Linked DNA regions of Homo sapiens: region 1 is linked to region 2. Evidence: chromatin contacts called from ENCODE Hi-C data. All regions are on one chromosome and are shown on one strand. The core of a region is the stretch at or near the end of the contact, and the rest is flanking DNA. Distances in the headings are between cores, read along the strand shown.

Region 1 (4,528 bases), core at 101-2,600, 490 kb before region 2:
CTTACCTGCATCTCGATGACAATCTGGACACAAATCCAAAGGCTAATGCTAACAGCAAAGCCCAGATAAATGTAAAACCTGTTTATCCATAATGATATTAAAGGTGAGGAGAGGTCCCATGTATCCGCAGAAGGATCTAAATTTAAAATGACACACACAGATAATTTCATTTAAAGCTACATATACAAAGATATCCTTCCCGATTTTAAGAAGAAAATAAAACCAACCTTACATTCAACAACCCAGCTAAGAAATCTAATTTAAAAATCAACTGTTGGCCGGGCACAGTGGCTCATGCCTGTAATCCCAGCACTTTGGGTGGCTGAGGCGGGCAGATCACCTGAGGTCAGGAGTTCGAGACCAGCCTGGCCAACATGGTGAAACCCCGCCTCTACTAAAAATACAAAAATTAGCCGGGCATGGTGGCGCGCGCCTGTAATCCCAGCTACTCGGGAGGCTGAGGCAGGAGAACTGCTTGCACCTGGGAGGCAGAGGTTGCAGTGAGCCAAGATTGCGCCACCGCACTCCAGCCTGGGCGACAGAGCAAGGCTCCATCTCGTGGGGGGGGCGGGGGAATCAACTGTAATAAAAATAACACACTATGTAGTAACGTAATAAAATTATCATACTGTTAACACTAACTCAAAGAAAAAACAGAATATAAAACTGTATCTTCACTTCGAAATGAGCATTTAGAAGCAAGAGAAGGAACATAAAGTAAAAATACTTCATGTGAAATTAAGTTAATTGTTTTGTTGTGCTTGCTCCATAAAAAAAGCTTAAGTAGTAAAAGTATTCTTTTTACTAACTGTACTTTCAAAGGCTCACGGTTAAACTTGTAAAAGATTCTCAAGTAACTGACCTTACGTCTCATTTTTTTTTTTAAGAGAGATATGGAAGGACCTGGCTTCAAACGTTCAACCTGGCAGCAATTTCAAAAGTCGAAGCCTGAAATTTAGGCTTTACAGGTGCAAAAGTCCTAATACACGTGGGTAAAGTGGGAGGGGTAGTTTTCTGTCTAACCCCCTAGCCTCAAAAGGCAAAAGCCAGGTCAAAAGTAGGGATCGGTCCTCCTTGCTCTCAGCGGCGGCTAGCCGGTGCTGTCAAGTGCAACAGTCTCCGAAGGAAGGGGACCGAGGACGCCACTCCGCCCGGAGAGGGTCTCAGTAAAACGTTTACCTCCCCTGCCGCCCCAGGGTCCTTGCCCGCCGAGTGCCCTTACCCATCCTCCTCAGAGCCGACAGGAGACTAGGATCTCGGACCTGGAGAGCCCAAAGGTTCGCACTGGTACTGCGAGACGCACCGAGCTACCTCGCGGCGTTAGCGCCGTACCGAGTGGCTGCAGAACTGTGGGCAGCTACGACGCTGCCAGGCCCGTCCTGATTGGTTCAGAGGACGAAGAGGTGGGCCCAGAGGAAAGCCCGGAGCTCCGGGAAAGGAAGCCAGTGCCCGGTGCGCTCTCGGCCCTGCTCCGATTGGCTCAGAGGGGAAAGGGGGCGTGTCCAGAAATAAGCACCGCCCGGAGTTCCGGGCGATGAGGGCGGAGCGCTTCCGCCTCCGTTTGGATTGGCTCAGACTGGGAAAAGGCGGGTCCAGAGAGAAATGATTGGCATGGGAAAATTAAAAGAGGAAAGGAGTGGGGAGCGGGGGAAATGCTATGTGGGCCTGTTTGGATCTTAATTGAAATAAACCGACTGTAGAAAGGCATTATTTTTGGGAAACCCCGAGGGTAAACCCCGAGGATGACTTAATATCATCTAATAGATGATATTAAGGAATTGTAGTTAATCTCGTCGCGTGTATCTGTTAAGGGCTATAGGCTGAAGTATTTAATGCTGAAACCATATGATGCTTTCTTTAAAATACCCCCAACCGGCCGGGCGCTGTGACTCAAACCTGTAATCCCAGCACTTTGGGAAGCCGAAGCGGGAGGATCGCTTGAGCCCAGGAGTTCGAGACCAGCCTGAGCAACATAGTGAGACCTCGTCTGTACAAAAAATTTTTTTAATTATTTATTTAATTAAATTAGCTTGGCGTGGCCGCTCACACCTGTAGTCCCAGCTACTTGGGAAGCTAACGCTGGAAGATCGCTCGAACCCAGGAGGTCGAAGCTGCAGTGGGGCCATGACCCTGCCACTGCACTCCAGCCTGGGTGACAGAGTGAGACTGACTTTAAAAAAAAAAAGTAAATAAAAAAGCAACAAAAAAAATGAAAAAAGAATAAAACAAGGATGGCAAAATGTTGATAGCGCGGTGATGGGTACATGGAAGGTTCATTACACTTTTTTGTCTACATTTTATGTTAAAATATTTCTATTATAAAAGGGTGAGTAAATAAAAATATTTATCATAAAATAATTCCATTATAAAAAAATTTCTATTATAAAGTGGGTCTGGCCCTTGAATTCCGCGGAACGAGGTGGTGCCAACGCTGTGTTTCAACCCGGTCACTAAACATCCGCGAGCATCCTGTCAGAGCTCTCAGCTCATTGGCGAAAGTAAAACGCCAAGGAAAAGCACCTCCCTTTTTGGGCGTGGAAAGATGGCGGTAAAAGCCACAATGCGCAGGCGTCATCGCTCACTTCTCCCCTCCCGGCTTCTGCTCCACCTGACGCCTGCGCAGTAAGTAAGCCTGCCAGACACGCTGTGGCGGCTGCCTGAAGCTAGTGAGTCGCGGCGCCGCGCACTTGTGGTTGGGTCAGTGCCGCGCGCCGCTCGGTCGTTACCGCGAGGCGCTGGTGGCCTTCAGGCTGGACGGCGCGGGTCAGCCCTGGTTTGCCGGCTTCTGGGTCTTTGAACAGCCGCGATGTCGATCTTCACCCCCACCAACCAGATCCGCCTAACCAATGTGGCCGTGGTACGGATGAAGCGCGCCAGGAAGCGCTTCGAAATCGCCTGCTACAAAAACAAGGTCGTCGGCTGGCGGAGCGGCTTGTGAGTAGCCCCCTCCCTCGGGCCTGGGCCTGGGCCTGAGCCGTCACCTCCGAGGCGGCCTGTCTCTGCCCAAGTCGAGTGAATGGGCCAGGCTGGGGTGTTTGTTGGCCCGGGAGGAAATGGAACATTCCTGCTGTGAGCATGAGACGTCGCTGTCCGAGCTTGGCGCCTAAGCCAAGGGTTTCTTTATTTGGTTGGTTCCGATTGGGTTGTTGGTTTGGGGTTTTGTTTTGTTGGTGTCATAAAAGCTGCAGCCAAGAAATCTCATAATTGTGGTCCTTTTCCTAGAATAATGATGGCTGAGAACCTAGTGTTCCGAATACTGTCATAGATCTCAGTAGCCCTAGCAGTTTAAAGTGCGTAGTGTCTTCACTGCTGCCATCTAGGGACTGGCATTCCGTGGCAGCAGCTGTCTGCACCCCACCCTTGTGTTTCTTACGTCCTCCCATGACATTTTTCTCCAGTGAGCAAATGGTAGGGCAAATACAGTTCTGAGTTTTGAAAATGTTCCCTCAGGCCGATGCGGGCAGATCACTTGAGGCCAGGAGTTCGAGGCCAGCCTGGCCAACATGAAACACCATCTCTACTAAAAATACAAAATTAGCCGGGTGTGGTGGCGCATGCCTGTAATCCCAGCTACTCAGGAGGCTGAGGCAGGAGAATCACTTGAACCCGGGAGGCGGACGTTGCAGTGAGCCGAGATCGCGCCATTGCACTCCAGCCTGGGCAAAAACAGTGAAATTCCATCTAAGGGCGGGGGGGGAAGAAAACTGCCCTCTACACTAAAGGTCATCAGGGGGATTTGTTGTGTCTTGCCGTTCATGTTGTTGCCATCTCGTATTTAAATGTAAATGCATGTCCAAGTTTCAAGTATATTCACATAGGACTTTCTCTCCTGCCCTCACAAGGGAAAAAGACCTTGATGAAGTTCTGCAGACCCACTCAGTGTTTGTAAATGTTTCCTAAGGTCAGGTTGCCAAGAAGGAAGATCTCATCAGTGCGTTTGGAACAGATGACCAAACTGAAATCTGTAAGCAGGCGGGTAACAGCTGCAGCATAGCTAACCCTAATAACCATTTATAACGTATTTGTAGATATATTAAACATTAAAGGCTGTTTTTCTGGAGGAAAGACTAACCAAGCAATAATGTGAACTGCACAATATCACTTCTAATAATAAAGAACTTGGTGGTTTTGTTTTTTTGTGTTTTTTTTTTTTGCCAAAACCTCCTGAAATCAGATTTTCTACTAAATTACCTCATTTTTCTATAAATTACCTCATTTATAGAATGTGGTATACCTGAAAACTGAATTTGTTTTCAAGTATTTCATCTTTCAGACCCTTTTATTTTTTTGGCAGGGGACAGAGTCTTGCTCTGTTGCCCTTGGCTGGAGTGCAGTGCACTTCACTGCACTCAGCTCACTGCAACCTCTGCCTCCTGGGTTCAAGCGATTCTCTTGCCTCAGCTTCCAGGGTAGCTGGGATTACAGGTGCCCACCACCCTGCCCGGCTAATTTTTGGATTTTTAGTAGAGATGGGGTTTCACTATGTTGGCCGGGTTGGTCTCAAACTCCTGACCTTGGGTGATATGCC
Region 2 (5,088 bases), core at 2,019-4,518:
CCAAGCTGTTCGGAAACTCAGTCCCATGCTCTCACTAGGACCCTCCACAAACCTCCATCTGAGTTCTCTGTAGCTTATTATCTCTCTGATACAATCGATGAACTGCCACCTGCCCTGGGCGGCAGCCCTCAGGAAGGAGGACGGGTCAGGGCCTCACCTGGCAAAACTTTCCGGAAGAGCCTTTTCCACACGGTCAGCTTGATGTCAGCCTGGTGGAGGCCTGGCTTGAAGGAGATGGGGCTGAATGCGCCTTCTAAGGGCCGGGCCTGCGGCATCTCTGCTCTGCAGGTGACAGTTCACAGTACAAGAGAGTGAGGTATCACGTGGCCCACCCCACCCCTCCATCCTATCTATGTTTGCCCAGCCAGATCCACAGTGCAGGACTGCAGTCACAATGCCCATCAATGCCCATCATCCCCTCCCCTGCACAGCCCCTTCAGGGAGGACCCATCTCCTTCCTAGAAGGGGAAACGCTCTATAGTGGTGCTTCTAGAGTGCAGGTTTGGGGACCAGCAGTGTTGGTTGGAAAATGGTCCAACCCATTCCCAGTAGAAAGTCAATGGTCCACCTGGGAAATGGTCAGAAATGCAGGTTCTTAGACCCCACACCAGACCTGCCAATCAGAAACCAATTATGGGGGCCAAGTAATGTGTCTTTTTTTTTTGAGTCAGAGTTTCACTCTGTCACCCAGGCTGGAGTGCAGTGGCATGATTTCGACTCAGTGCAGCCTCAACCCCCTGGGCTCAAGTGATCCTCCCACCTCAGCCTACCTAGCAGCTGGGACTATAAGCATGTGCCACCATGCCCAGCTAATTTTTTTCTATTTTTGGTAGAGACAGTTTCACCATGTTGCCCAGGCTGGTCTTGAGCTCCTGAGCTCAAGCAATCCACCCACCTTGGCCTCCCAAAGTGCTGGGATTACAGCTATGAGCCACCATGCCAAGACTTTTTTTTTTTTTTTTTTTTTTGAGATGGAGTCTTGCTCTGTCGCCCAGGCTGGAGTGCAGTGGGGTGATCTTAGCTCGGTGAAACCTCTACCTCCCAGGTTCAAGTGATTCTCATGCCTCAGCCTCCCCAGCAGCTGTGATTACAGGTGCCTGCCACCACACCCAGCTAATTTTTGTATTTTTCATAGAGACGGGGTTTCACCATGTTGGCTGGGCTGGTCTCGAACTCCTGACCTGAAGGCATCCTTCTGCCTCAGCCTTCCAAAATGCTGGGATTACAGGTGTAAGCCGCCATGCCCAGCCTCTGTCCCTTCATTTAAACCCATGTCTTCTGACCAAATTGTCTCTAAGACTAAAAGAAATGTGAGAAACACGGAGTCTCCCATAAACAGGGAGTGAGGAAGGCTTGGGAACTGCACGTGTTCGTTTGTTGGGTCTAGAACATGGATCCACTCTCTTCCCACAATCTGCAGAGCAAGTTTCAGGCAGGGCTGATACTGCCTGCTGCGCAAGGGTGAGGAGGGTAAGCAAGGGATGCCCGGTGCTCCTGGATGTTGCTTCTGGCCATTTCCCACCTCTCCCAGCTCCGACTCCTGGTGATATCCTGCCTTACACCCAGCCACCCTGAACTCATAACCAGAGTCCACATGCCACTCCCCCTTTTACAGGACCGTTTCCTCGGCTTGCCTGGCAAACTCAGGTCCTGGGTCCTTCTCAGCCATCAGGCCTGTGCCCCTCTGCCAGGTCCCCCAGACACCTGCTCCTCCTCTAGCATTCTGTTTTGTTTTCTGAGACAGGGTCTCGCTCCGTCACCCAGGCTGGATCATGCAGTAGCATGGTCACGACTCACTGCAGCATCAAACTTCTGGGCTCAAGCAATCCTCCCGCCTCAGCCTCATGAGTAGCGGGGACTATAGGCACATGACACCATGCCCAACTAATTTTTTTATTTTTGTATTTTTTGTAGAGATGGGGTCTTACTACATTGGCCAGGCTGGTCTCGAACTCCTGGCCTCAAGCAATCCTCCTGCCTTGGCTTCCCAAAGTACTGGGATTGCAGGCATGAGCTACCCTCCTCTAGTATTTCTGTAGCTTGAGTGAACTTCTGCTGTTCTAGGTACCCACAGTTCACCATCTGCCTCCCCACCCATCTACGAGACCCTTGAAGGCAGGGACATGACTTTCCTCTGTTTTTCCCAGGCTCAGTTATAGAGCCAGCTGTGGGCAGCTGCTTGGGAGGCGCTGGTTAAACCGAATGGAGGAACCAGTGGAGCTGAGATGCCCGTGCCCGCAGCCACCAGACCCTGGCTGAGCTCTCTCCAAGGTTATTACCTGGAGGCCATGGAGTGGAACTTCTGGAAGGCAAGAGAGAGGGAGGTTAAGGCTAGAAGGTGGGAAGCTAGGGCACTGTTGGGAAGGGGAAGGCCCTGGCGGGTATGGGGATGGGACGCCTCCCTGTCCACTCACCCGGATGAACTTGTGGTGGTCCTCATTGCCGAACTGTTCCAGCACACACTCGGCTTGGGCCAGCCGCTCCCGGGTTCCCTGGGCCTGCTCCAGCTGCATGTCCAGGGAGGCCACCAGGCCACGGGTGTGACCCCCTATCCCCTCCAGGCAGCGGGCCTTCTCCTCATCCACCAGGTGGTGCAGCTCCTGGAACTCGCGGCGGATCACCCAGCTGAAGACATCCGACTCATTCTGGGACAGGGAGGGCTGGTCACTGCAGAGTCACAGCCGAGCTGCCAGGCTCTGTCTGGCTGGCCTCGGTGTCCCCAGGGCCTTCCTGACCGGGTTGGTCCTGGGACCTGAGTCTCAGGGGAGGCTGCATGGCCTGGCGCCGGGCAGGGAGTTCACCCCATGCATGGGGAGCCCTGGCGGTGGCCGTGGGGAGGGTGACCCCAGCTCCCGTTTCAAATGGAGAGGCTCTGTTTTGGCCTGTTTTAATTTTTTTTTTTAAGAGACAGGGTCTCACTCTGTTGCCCAGGCTGGAGCACAGTGGCATGATCATAGCTCACTGTAGCCTTGACCTCCCAGCCTCAAGCAATCCTCCCGCCTCAGCCTCCCGAGTTGCTGGGATTACAGATGCACGCCACCACACCCCACTTTGCCTATTTCAGCTATTAAATGTGCATATCCCAGAGTTCCACAACTGAAGGAAAGCAGGAAGGCCCTAGGCGAGCAGGCTTTGCTGTGAGGGAGCCAGAACTCCCTGCAGAACCCTGAGCTCCGCCTCCACCAGGCAGGGCTGGTACCGCCTGCCGCGCAAGGGTGAGGAGGGTAAATGAGGGAGGCTGAGTGCTCCTGGATCTTGCCCGGCTCCTGTTTCTGTTTCACAGCCACCTCCAGGGCCGGGGCACTATGGCTCCCAGCCCCATGTGCCTCTCACTTCGGGAGATCAGCCAGGGCCCAGGGCTGCCAGCCTCTCCACGCCTGAGCACCCAGGTACTGGGAGGGCACCATGACAGGCTGGCAAGGTCAAGCAGACACAGGTGGCACAGGGGCGGAGGAGTCATGCCCATGCTTTGAGCTGTTTACCCCCTGAGACTCAAGTCCTGGGTTATCTCAGTCTCAAGGACACAGAGGGCAAAAGCCAACTTGGAGCCAGTCCTAACGACAACTGGGTTGAATTCCCCTGAGAGGATTTGCGCTTTCCCCACCCCGCCCTGGGAATGCTTTGAGTTCTGGCTTTATATGGAAGGCATGGTTTTCTGTAAAGGACCAATGAGAACTGAGTTCTACAGGAAAGTGAAGGTGGCCGGTCCCAGGCAGGGGCAGAGGGAAGGGGCACTCACGACGATTCGGGTCCGGTTGTTCACCAGTTTGGCGATGAGCTCATCCACCTTTTTCTGCTCCTGCTTCAGCTCAGAGATGAGGGCTGCGAGCTCCTCCTGGAGGCAACAGGCCATGGCCCCATGAGCAGCTGATCCCTCCCCTTCTCAGCTCCTTGGATCACCTTCTTGGGAGTATCCCAATGGCCACAAGCACTCCCAGGGAAACCAGGGCGGGAACCAGAGCCACCCAGGTACCCTTGAGTCCAAAACAGGTTAAATTGTTCGAGAATAGTCTGGGCGCAGAAGCTCACGCCTGTAATTCCAGCACTTTGGGAGACTGAGGTGGGACTTCACTTGAGGTCAGGAGTTCGAGACTAGCCTGGCCAACATAGTGAAACCCCATTTCTATTAAAAATACAAAAATTAGCCAGGCGTGGTGGCATACACCTGTAGTCCCAGCTACTTGGGAGGCTAAGGCACGAGAATCGCTTGAATCTGGGAGGTGGAGGTTGCAGTGAGCCAAGATCATGCCACTGCACTCCAGCCTGGGTGACACAGTGAGACTCTGTCTCAAAAAAATAAAAATAAAAAATAAGATAAATTAATTCAAGAATATTCTAGGCTGGGCGCAGTGGCTCACGCCTGTACTCCCAGCATTTTGGGAGGCCGAGGCGAGTGGATCACCTGAGGTCAGGAATTCGAGACCAGCCTCAACATGGAGAAACCCTGTCTCTACTAAAAATACAAAATTAGCCAGGCGTGGTGGTGCATGCCTGTAATCCCAGCTACTCGGGAGGCTGAGGCAGGAGAATTGCTTGAACCTGGGAGGCAGAGGTTGTAGTGAGCCAAGATCGCGCCATTGCACTCCAGCCTGGGCAACAAGAGTGAAACTCCGTCTCAAAAAAAAAAAAAAGGAATATTCTAGGCTGGGCACAATGGCTCGTGCCTGTAATCCCAGCATTTTAGGAGGCCAAGGTGGGAGAATCACTTGAGGATAGGAGTTTGAGACCAGCCTGGGCAACACAGTGAGATCCCATCTCTAATTTTTTTTTAAAGAATATTCTGCATTGACAGCAGGAACTTCCCAGGCATAAGAGGGTCTCAATGTCACCCCTCTGCATGACATGGAGAGAGTCACTAAACGTTACAGCTACCAGAAGTCACCATGTGATGCTGGCACTTCCTGGATTGAATGCTGCCTGTAGGGGACCCATCAGGTGAACTCTGTGGTCACCAGCAGATCCAGAATTAGTGGGTATTTAATCAGGAGCCATCACAAAAAGGCCGGCGCCAGGTGAGGCTAATTCTAGGGCCAGTGGTGCTCACACGGGCCTGGGTTAAACCTGGTGAATCCCCACACCCATAAACAC

The links. A loop is a pair of places that touch in the nucleus more often than their neighbours do. Pooled maps may share reads with other maps.
Region 1: a map with no recorded cell type shows a loop between it and region 2 (10-fold over the local background). The contact joins the promoter of TYW1B here to the enhancer-like site in region 2. A Hi-C loop is called at or near these places in 1 of 37 single-sample maps with no recorded cell type and 2 of 50 pooled maps.

The regions. Positions count from the first base shown.
Region 1 is chr7:72,826,850-72,831,377 of GRCh38, forward strand. TYW1B (tRNA-yW synthesizing protein 1 homolog B) reads right to left here and starts at 1,351. Exons shown (of 14, transcript NM_001145440.3): 1 at 1,223-1,351; 2 at 6-136. The coding sequence starts at 1,226. It also overlaps the pseudogene SBDSP1. RefSeq lists a silencer at 1,261-1,520 and enhancers at 1,321-1,615, 1,851-1,900.
Region 2 is chr7:73,316,408-73,321,495 of GRCh38, forward strand. It overlaps TRIM50 (tripartite motif containing 50), which reads right to left. Exons shown (of 7, transcript NM_178125.3): 3 at 3,740-3,835; 4 at 2,415-2,645; 5 at 2,280-2,302; 6 at 158-282. Among named protein-coding and RNA genes, the nearest start is that of TRIM50, 9.1 kb to the right of the region's middle. RefSeq lists enhancers at 2,137-3,030, 3,031-3,923. Within about 2 kb of position 3,269, at least 5 of the 41 ENCODE cell types and tissues checked have a DNase peak (open chromatin) inside an H3K27ac peak, as active enhancers do.